Linked DNA regions of Mus musculus: region 2 is linked to region 1. A link is a loop called in an ENCODE intact Hi-C map of the cell type or tissue named here. Cell type or tissue: heart. All regions are shown on one strand. Links, peaks and the distances in the headings refer to the core of each region. The heading gives the core; the rest is flanking DNA. Region 1 has its middle 30 kb from the start of Gm4610. Region 2 has its middle 7.7 kb from the start of Bcar3.

Region 1 (5,375 bases), core at 56-5,055:
GTACATGTATGTGGGCACATGCCACACGGGCCAGAGGACACCTTGGGTGTCATTCTCCGGAACGATCTACTTTGGCTCTGGAAGCCACTTCACTGGCATAGAGCTTACCAAGTAGGCAAGGCCAGGTAGCCAGCAACCCCCAGGTCCCTCCTGTCTCTTCCAACTGCTGGGGCCACAAGTGGGCGTTCCCACATCAGCAGTTTTAACACATGTTCTGAGAGTTGGATTTAGACCCTTAGCTTGCACACTAAGAATGTTACTGACCAAGCTATCTCCCCAGTCTCCTCAAAAGTTCTTGCTACAGAAGTGATTAAGTAACTTTATTAATATTAGATAAAGAAATGTAGCATTATATGATTCAATAAAATACATTGTATGTTTTTAAAAGGATGAATGGTTAGGAAAGATGTTTGCAAAGTTACGCAGACTATTTCTTTTCTTTCCAAGTCTCAATAGGAAGGAGGTGGCATTTCATGGTGTCCCTTCAATCACTTTCTTTATATGGTGGCATTTTGGCAGAAGGGTTTCTTTCCTGGGTGGTAGCATTTCTGAAATAGCTGTATGTGGGTTGTATTTGTTTGTTTTCTAAATAGTAGGCTTACAAAAACTCCCTTGTTTCAACTTGTAAAACAGTGTACTTCAGCAGAAGCGCACAGTTCCTGCCAGCGTCTAAATGCAAGAGACTTAGTGCCAGTGAGCGTGTTCTCAGATCCATTTAGCTTAGGCAAGGACAAAGACAGGCATGGAATCCGTGTGGGTAATGAACTGCCTCTCTTAGGTGTAAATTCCATTTTGAACAGACCCAGATGCTCAAGTGACCGGGAGATGATAGAACCTGGCAGATGGCGAGAAGTGAGGCTGAGTCCCCGAGAGTACTGGTTTCAATCACAGCCCACACAGGAACACTTAACTGAGACTTAACTGAGACCTGGGGAATTATTAGGAACAATTAGCACCCCACCCAAGGCCCCTCATACAGCCTAAAACTGCAGCCTTTGCCTTCTTCCCAGGCTCCACCCTGATCTATGGAAGTTACCGTAGAGCCCAGGGGATAACAGAGGACGGGCCACAGCCCAGCAAGTGTGATGTCCCTCACTCAGACTCTTCTCTCCGCAAAAATCTTCAAGCTGCCACATTGCTTTTTCAGAAAGATGTCTTCATTGGCACAGGTTGCATCAACCACACCCTCACGGCTGGTACCCTGGGTGAACCGAAAGGATGATAAAAGGTCAGAAATGCTGGTAAGAGGTGCTGAGTCAGCACTTCTCCCTAGACCACGGTATATGATGTGATTCGGGAAGCTATCCGGGTTCCAATTCAAATCTGGACTCTATCACTTAATATCTGTATCACCTCAGCAAGTTAGTTTTCAAATCTGCCCAGAGGCACCCCTGAGACCACTAATTCTCAACCTTTCCAGCACCCCGTTTAATACAACTCCTCATGTTACGGTGACCACCCCCAACCATAGACTTGTCTTTATTGCTACTTCATAGCTATAGTTTTGTGACTGTTATGAATCATAGTATAAATATCTTATATTCAGGATATCTGATATGGGAACCCTGTGAAAGGGGTGTTCAATTCCTGAAAGGGTCATGACCCACAGGTTGAGTACCACTTAGAGTGTGACCGAGAGGGCTACCTTTAAGAATAAGACAATAGCGACCTGTTGTTGTATACTTGCTATGTGCCAGGCGGTAGGTGTGGGTTTAGTTAATCTTCACCCTTTTGTGAAGTAGACACTTTCATCATCTTTCTATTGATAAAACAACCCAGGCACAGAAAGGCTAAGTAACACCCTCATAGTCACGGAGTTAACAGGTGTCAGAGTCATGCTTCAAATCCATGTGTTCTGACCCAAGCACTACAGAGCGAAGACAGGCAGGCGTTGAGCCAAGCAGACTTGTGCTCCTCTGTAGTTATCCAGCTAGCCAGAGGCAGAGGATGTGGAAGTCAGCAGGCACACGGCTGGAAACACAGCTGGAAACACAGCCAGTACTCCGGGGGTAATTCCTGACTTCCTATTAGAAACAAACAAAAAAACCAGGCTGTGCTGATTTTCCCATTGGCTTCTTGGCTGTGACAGCTGGTCCCTCCTGCCTATGGCCTAAGATAGCAAAGATGTTAGGCTAGGCCACTGGACCAGAACAAAAAGGGTGGGAAAGGCTGCCCTCTTCCTGACCTCCGCTCTGCTTAGCCACCAGTCCTGTGGAAATCCAATCAAGGGCTTGGGGGCTGGAAGAGGATAGGCCCAGAGTGTAGGGGGAGGGGAGGGTTGAGCAAAAAGACAAAGGTAAGAAAATAACGCTGAGCGGGAAGATCAGATCAGCCCAGGGACACCTTCTGATTGGGGTCCCCTGAACCTTGATGGGAACCGCAGGTCTCCCCTACAGCCCATTAACAAGCTCAGACTTGAGCGAGGATCACCCACAATAGGCTGGTGGAGAGGTGGGTGAGGGAGACACTGTTCCCTATGGGATTAAACTGGATGGCCCAGTTTGTGGCTAGAAGGTTCCATCACCACAATAGGCCCCTAAGCTTTGTGCTGATTATACCTGTCTGGGCAAAAGGGCATCTCTTTGGACATGGTGACTGTCCTGGCCTAGTGTGCCTCATTTGTGACTCTGCCAGCATGTGGTAGTGGGATGATACCTTCCGGGGTGACCTGACTTCTCCAATGGCAGCACTTCCTAGTGTTACCTCTCATGTCTCTGTCACAAAGGCTCTTGAGGCTGGCATTGTACTGTGCTACACTCACACTTTAGACACATCCTATGCCCTCAGGACAGGGCCAAGGACAGGGTTTATAGAACTAGGTGTCCAGTCGCTAGGCCCCTGGTTCAGAAGTTATTAGGAGCTGCAAGGTGGCAACAGTATAGCATTAAACCAGTTGTAGGGTCCTTCTGAGCTCAGGGGCTTATGCTTGATGCAGCTTATCACACACCGATGGAGCCAGCTCTGCCATGGGCTCAGAGAGGCTCATGTTCCATAGGCAAGGTTAACCGGGTCAGAGAAATTACACAGTGTACCTCTTAAGTCATTTATATCTTTGAATATTAAAATATTGCATCATGAGATCCAACTATCAAGATTTTAGCAAGTCATTACAGGGTTTATAAAACTCCAGAGAACCTTAACTCCGGGCGATCAGAACATGTAGGTGTGTATGTATTAACTCAGCGGTTTGTGCTTGCTTCTAAGCGTACCCCTAACTTCTCCCCTTCCCTGGGTGCAGGTGATTTCATCTCACAACCGCACTAAGGCCGAATGTACCCTTCTAACTGGAGCGAAGATCACTTGAGCTTGGCATGAAGCCAGGCTACCCAGAGACGACAATTTCTAGGGGAGTCCATGTTTATAGCCCAGTGGTACAGCTAGAGACTCAGAGACCAGAAACAAGAAGACTAGTTCATGCAAATAGAGGAGGAAGAGTGTGCAATAGTGTTCAAGGTTGGACAAGGAGGGTGGAGGTAGGACCTGGTCCAAGCCCACCCTTTCAAGAAAAGCATGCCTTCAGAAAAACCAAAGCTCTGACACACACACACACACACACACACACACACACACACACACGCACGCGCACGCGCACGCGCACACGCACATGCACACGCACACACACACCTTCTCTAGAGGCTCTGCTTTCTGACTTGGCTCCCAAGTTAAGCTTCCTTGATCTGAAGGATCCTAAGGTCATCAGACTTAGCAAACAAAGACACAGGATATGAGTCAAATTCAAATTTCAGTTCAACAATGAATTATGTTTTAGTATAAATATGACCTTTTCAATAGTTACTTCGAATAGGAATTCTCTGTTGTCTTAAGTTTCAACTTGACCAGAAAGTCTGCATCTAGTCTGCCACCTTGGGTGGCTACTCTCCCTCTACCTCTCCCAACCTGGGACCAGGACTGGCTCTTCACAGCTGCACATAACTCCAGACTCCAGCAGAGCTCACCAGGCTGTTTGCACTTAGCTGCTGATCTACCCTGCCCAGCCCAACCCTGCAGAGGTACACTTCACTGGCACCGTTGGAGAAGCTGCTAACCACTGTGAGAGATCTGGTGCCTGGCAGCCTCATCTCTGACCCGAGGCCAGCTCTGCTTAGCCCCAGTGCATTCCTTCCTGGCTCAGCTCATCCTTGGTGCTGGTACCAGCAGGGGGAGGAGGAGGAGGAGGAGGAGGAGGAGGAGGAGGAGGAGGAGGAGGAGGAGGAGGAGGAGGAGGCTGAGCTCAAGCCCAAGTTTCACTCCGTTGGCAGCCTGCAGGCCTACAGGGTGGGCTCTTGGTGGGTTAAGGTTGTGATTATGGCTTGGGGATGCCTGTTAGATAAGTTTTTCTGTATTTCAGTTCTTAATTTCCATGTTTGGAAATGAGCAGATTTCCTTAAAGGATATCATTCAGTCTGCTTACTACTCTAAGGTCATCCATCTTGTCCCTACTTTGAAGTCAAGGAAACTAAGATGCTACAGTCTTATCATAGGTGGGTGCCAAAGTTTAAACTAAATTCCAGTCTTTTTAATTCAAATATATGCCCTATACTCTGTACAGCCACATCACTGACCTCACACTCTAAGCTTCCGAGTGGTCACTGCTCACACTTTACTTTCTACCCAGTCTGATGTCTTCCGAATTTTGCCACTTGATAAAACTGCCTTAATTTTCTTGAGCTTCCTCAGAAAAATTAACACAAACTCGATGAGTTAACGCAACAGAAATTTATTGTGGTAGTCTGATGTTGTTGCCCAATGCTGACTGGAATACCTGATGCTGGGTAACCTTATAAAGAAAACAAGTGTTGTTTACCTTACAGTTTTGGAGGCTCAAAAACCATGTAACCCCCATTGGTTTGGTCTCTGGTGCAGACCCAAGGATTGATGCTATCATAATAGAATACCTGTGTCAGCAAGACATAGCATGACTAGACAGGGAGCCCCACGGAGACCTTGGCCAGGTTCCACTATTATAACAGCTTGCCCTTGTGAGAACTCACTCTAGGAGAACAGCGTCTCCAGGGACCTAGCAGCCTACCACAAAGCTGTTCTTCTTCAAGGGTCCTATCACCCCATGAACATCTGGAGGGCAAATCACATCAAATACATCTGGTCTCACACCTCAAGAGCCAGAAAAGCTCGAAAGTGTCAAGCTATGAGCAAGGCTGACTCCTGGAGTCTCTGAGGGAAGATGCTCTCAGTCTCTGCTTGCTCCTGGAAGGAGGCACCATGTGGCCCTCCAAGGCGTGTGACCGAATTGCCCAACTTGCCCCATCATCTTTGATTTTTTTTAAATATAATATTTTAATTTTAATTAAAAATATTGTCATATGATATGTTTTGAAGATGTTTTTCCCTCCCCCAACTCCTCACGGGTCCTCCCA
Region 2 (5,375 bases), core at 191-5,190, 51 kb after region 1:
GTGAGCCATCTATGTACTATGTGGCGTCTACCATAGAGGAGGCTTGGATGAGGTTCTGACCATTAGATTCAAGGCTCTCCCACCTCACCCCACCCCACCCCACTCCTGTCTGAACCCCCTTTAAAAAGTTCTGTTCACAAATATTACCGAGTCCTTCGCAAGCATCGTGCACTTTGCAAATGAATGATCTCTCTGCCCAGTTCATCTCAGTTTCAGTGCTGGGGTTGGACCTCAGCACTGTGTAAAAGGCACACGTTGTCACTGAGTTAGATCCTCATTCTGCTAGACTCTTTGAAGAATCACTTTGCCATTCCACATGCTACTCAGGGCTTTTAAACAGAACTTCTCTGCTCCCTCTGAAGAGCAAGGACTCCCACAGAGAGACAGTGAGTGCAGTTTGGGGACCTCTGATCCCAGCTATGTTGGGACTGGTCACTTGGCCTTTTTTGTGCCTGTATTTTCCCAACTTTGAAACAGGCTTCATAACTCCTCCTTCACACCTCACTGGATACCTGCAAAGACCGATGAGGTGGTACGTGCTAAGGTCTGAATTCACTGAGGGTAAACACAGCTGTCATTCGTACATCAGTCTGTTTCTTCCCACAGGACCTTCGATGCTCTTCTCCTCATTGCACACATGACATTCTTAGAATGGCACTCTGTGCATCCGACTCTGTAATCCTTTGGGAACGTTAGTACTGTACAAATGGCCACCACCTAAGAGGAGTGTCCCACACGAACTTGAGTGTACATGTACGCTCACCCACACACACTTGTGATGAGAAGGGAAGGGTCCCTATGAGGAAGAAACCAGAGAGGAAAAGATGTAACTGGTGACCTTACCCCAGGCTTCCAGCTTGCTGCCTCAGTTTTACTGGCACTGGCACCTTGGCACTTACAACAAAGCACCCCAGGCTAAAAATCATTATTCTTTGGGAATTTCATGCACTCATACAATGAAGACTTATTTTTTTTAAAAAAAATGAATTAGGAGACACAACAGTGTCTCCACCCCAATTCCATTCTACTCACTTGGCTTTTTTTTTTTCTTTTTTTTTTTTTAACATTTATGTTAACTTTTCATTGTGGCATCTTCAAAGCTTATTCAAAAAAGATCGCCGGGCAGTGGTGGCGCACGCCTTTAATCCTAGCACTTGGAAGGCAGAGGCAGGCAGATTTCTGAGTTCGAGGCCAGCCTGGTCTACAAAGTGAGTTCCAGGACAGCCAGCGCTACACAGAGAAACCCTGTCTCGAAAAATTAAAAATTAAAAAAAAAAAGAAAAAAGAAAGAAAAAGAGAAAGAGAAAGAAAGAGAAAAAAAAATCACAATAAACTTTTTATCCCGGGAGGATTTTATTTTATTTATGTGAGTAGGTGTTTTGATTGCATGTAGATCTGTGCAACACTTGGATACCTGGTGCCTGCAGAGGCCCGAAGAGAACACATTATTTCCTGGGACTAGAGTTATGGATGGTTGTGAGCCACTATGTGGGTACTGGGAACTAAACTCGGGTCCTCTGAAAGGGCAGTGAATGAATGCTCTCAAGGGTGACGCTCATCTTTCCAGGTCCCTAGAATGACCTTAAAACTCATCAAGTGTCATTTTACTGCCTTAACTAGACTGGTTTTAGATTAAACTGCGGGAGGGATCATTTGCCATTCCTGCTTTCTTGGTCATATCCCTCTTTCCCAGAGCAGTATCTGTGAATTCACTTCTTTAAGTATGTCAAACACTGTGTGTTGGGGGCAAGGCTGGCTACATAACAGCCTGGGAACCTCAGGTGCCCACATACGCTTACACTTGTTCCTTCATGGGACACCACAGAGATGTTCATAGGGATGGCCATTAGGGTATTATGAGTGAATGGCAGAGGTGAAGGATGCTCTTTGTGCCCTGGGATTGAATCTTGTGGTGCTTACATCAGAACCAGATGCACAATATTTGTGCTTAATTGGAGAAAAGGGCTGAAGACTCTGGGACTCTCAGACCCCAGCGAGGTGCTAATTCTGCATCTCCTTTTTACTTGGTCACATCCGTTGTTTTCCCAACCCCATTTCTACTCATGCTTGAAGCACCAGATATCAGGGTATCCATCAAAAAAAAAAAAGTCAATGAAATTAATGTGTCAAAGAGGTAATAGTTCAATTCAAATGGAGAAAACAGACTGTCGAATGCTCACTAACTAGCATTGAAGATGTCATAAGAGTGTCACAAAGGATGACTATTGTTACCATGTTATAGATGGGGAAACTGAGGAGAAGTAAGGAAATCACTAAGAATTTCATAGCTGCAGAGCCTAGGATTCAAAACCAGATGTGTCCAGTTTTGAAAGCAGTGTTATTGTTTACTTAATCATCCTGAGACCTTACAACCTAATCAGTTAAGAGCACAAAGTCTGAGCCCCATAGCTTCCGTTCAAAGTTCAGTGCCTTTGCCGTCTGCTCTGATACCTGGAAAGAAAATGTCCCTGGCTCAGAGGAGGAGACAAGAATACTTCTGCCTCACCAGGACAGGTGGTGCAGGCTAGATACTCAGGAGGCTGAGGCAGGAGGATCACAAATTCAAGGTCTGCTCCAGGTACAGAGCAAGTTCATGGCCAGCAAAATAACTTGGATGGATCCTCCATCATAAAAATGGGGAGAGGGCTCTGTCTATAAGAGGTAAAGCACTTGGGCAGCCAACTCAGGAGGATATTTTCGTAATCCAATGAGTTAATTTATGTAAGGCTCTTAGAACAGTATCTGTGTAAGGTACATTATGTGCATTATATTTAATTAGGAGAGCAATTGGTATTCATTGTGGGGAGGAATCAAACAGCCTAGAAAAACTTGAAGAAACTAGGAAAGTCCCTTTCACTACCTCAGCGACTTGGCTTTCTCAGACTCTCTGATGGGAAGACTTCTCAGGCGATCTGAATATCTAGATGCACTTTGCATACTCCCACCCAAGTGCACACTCATACAGAAATTTGATTTTTAGATATTATAAAGGCATTTAGAAAAATAAGATGGAGTCTTGCTATATTCTTGAGGTACACTTTAAAATGCTGGGTTCAAGTTAGCATCCTGCCTATGCCTGCCAAGTAGATGGAATTACAGATATGTGCTAGATAGCCCCTAGATAGCCCTGGACAGTCCTGGATAGCCCTGGATAGCCCCTGGTCTGAGAAGGCAATGCTTTTCTGTCTTCTTTGCTTTTCACTTCGTGCTTCGTGACTGACTCTCCTCACTGCACTCTCATCGGCTGCAGTCCGAGCCAGTGTGCAGATGAACTGTAATTTCATCATTGCAGACATTGAATGCAATGAAGCTGCTGTCAATCACTGCAAATTCAAACCTTAGTGTTTTCAGGTAAGGGGACACTTCAATTTCGCTCTTGAGTGCCTACCTCTACACAGATCAGGGGTGTTGCTGTCAGCCTGACATTGCTGTATTAGGCTGCTGGCTGCGGTTCCCCCAGCTACCCATATCCCTTCTGCCTCAGGACTAAGCAGCTTATCCCATTCCCATTACACCCCCGTCTTCCCACGGGGTAACTCAGGGTTTAAACTGAGCCCTTCCCCATCAGATGGTCAAGTGTGGCACAGAGTCTCCCTACATTTGTTCCTCTGATTTTCCATAGTTATGTGGATATATACATCCATATTATATGCATATCTGAAATTCCATCCTCTCCTTCATTGTCATGAGCATCACTGGTCTCTTGATGTAGCCTCTGAGTCCCACATTACAGGGATCCTCTGCCGGAGCCCTTTTCCTTCTTGCTGTGGATCTGCACTGCTTCTAGACAGGAAGTCCTGGTAACTGTTTCCACCTTCCTACGTCCCAGGCCAGAAATGCCTACCGATGGAATATGAACAGTGAATTTGCTTCTTAAGTAATGTTTCAAATAAAAATGCTTACTAGAAGAGAAAAAAAATTAAAAAGGGAGGGCTATATAAAAGAAAAAGTTTAAGGCATTTGGAATTCCATAATTACCCAGAGACATTTTTATTTTATTTCCCTTCTAAATATTGAATTAGTTAAGAAGCAAATTAATAAAAAAGACCAAGACAGTAAAAGATAACCCTGTGTGGGGCTGAGTGTTCATAACCCCAGCGCTCAGGAGGCTAAAGCAGGAAGATCATGTGTTCAGGTTAGCCTGGGCTACTTAGCAAGATTATATCTCAAAACAAGCAGCAATGAGAGAGAGGGAGAGGGGAGAGGGGGAGGGGAGAGAGGGAAAGGGGAGAGGGAAAGAGAAGGAGAGGGGAATGGAAAGAGAAAGGGAAGGGGTAGGGAGGGGGAGGGAGGGGGGAGGGGAGGGGGGAGGAGGGAGAGCAGGCTGCAGACTTTGGTGATGAGGACAAGTCCTGAAGCGACCGGGTCAAATACGGACAAGCAGGTTTAAATGGACCTTTAATAGAAAATAAGCCTGTGTTGCTAGGCACATTTCTTTCACCCTCTCACTATTCAGCAAGTGCTGAGCAGGGCCCATTAAACCATAGCCTTCATGCCATGAATTCTCCAGCCAATGTGGCAACGAGTAAACAGCTGTTCTGCCAACCTCTTGGACGCAGACTGCCTGCCTGCCCGCCTGCCTGCCCAGCTTACTAGCGGGGGATTGCCACGACACCAAATCCATGGCAGGAACCTCGAGGGGAATGTTCTGGAAAACACTGCAAGCCTTCTTGCCATGGTCTGCCTCGGGAGCTGATATGCCTGGACCACTGATTTATTGTACATTAACTTCAGGGGCTTCTCCGGCTCTCGTTCTTTCTGCAGCTGCGCATGCTCAGGTTATTTTCTGGTTGGGTCTCATCGTCACAGCTGCGTGCCACTCTTGTTCCTTTTGTTTCTTGGTTAGGACTCTGCAGAGCTGAAACTTCAGGCACCCTTCTAGCTTAATGTGCAGTTTGCCCCGTGCCTGCTGCAGCTGCCAGTCAACACATGATGTCAGTGGGACAGGACTCAACACATTCCTTTGTGAATCCACAAAGTTGTGGATCGACTCCTGGCTGAGTACTCCCTGACCCAGCTTCCTGCTCAGCCCTGAAGTGATTAGGAGGGCTGTCCTTTCATACATTGGCTGGACCAAGTTAGCAAAGGGCTTCCCTGTCTAAAACTGCATGTAAAGGCTGGCACACAGCCTGAAGAAAGATGAATCTTAAGACTGTTTATGGCACAACCAACACAGCATTCCATTTATTTAGCCTGCAGGGAGCTTCAGTACAGGGAATAAGGATAAAAGGCCAAAGGACCTGGAGGTCTGGAGTTCATTTATTCATTCAGCAAGTACTGGGTAATAATTCTATGCCAGGCCCCTTACTAAGAACAAAACAAAGGCCAATCCAAACAAGGCATACATTCTATAGAGCAATAAATATTAAACAGCA

What was found. A loop is a pair of places that touch in the nucleus more often than their neighbours do. Peaks named below come from ENCODE experiments on the same cell type or tissue, not always from the same donor. Only the 100,000 strongest peaks of a DNase experiment are listed, where the experiment ranks them.
Region 2: it touches region 1 in a loop (2.2-fold over the local background); 5 of 42 quality-filtered maps call a loop at or near these places.

What each region holds. Positions count from the first base shown.
Region 1 is chr3:122,358,898-122,364,272 of GRCm38, forward strand. No RefSeq gene overlaps it. Among named protein-coding and RNA genes, the nearest start is that of Gm4610, 30 kb to the right of the region's middle. In heart, for the core only: no CTCF peak of the experiment used is centred there; DNase peaks (open chromatin) are centred at 2,034 and 4,074; H3K27me3 peaks cover 185 bases.
Region 2 is chr3:122,409,388-122,414,762 of GRCm38, forward strand. No RefSeq gene overlaps it. Among named protein-coding and RNA genes, the nearest start is that of Bcar3, 7.7 kb to the right of the region's middle. In heart, for the core only: no CTCF peak of the experiment used is centred there; no DNase peak of the experiment used is centred there; H3K4me3 peaks cover 616 bases; H3K27ac peaks cover 518 bases; H3K27me3 peaks cover 2,035 bases.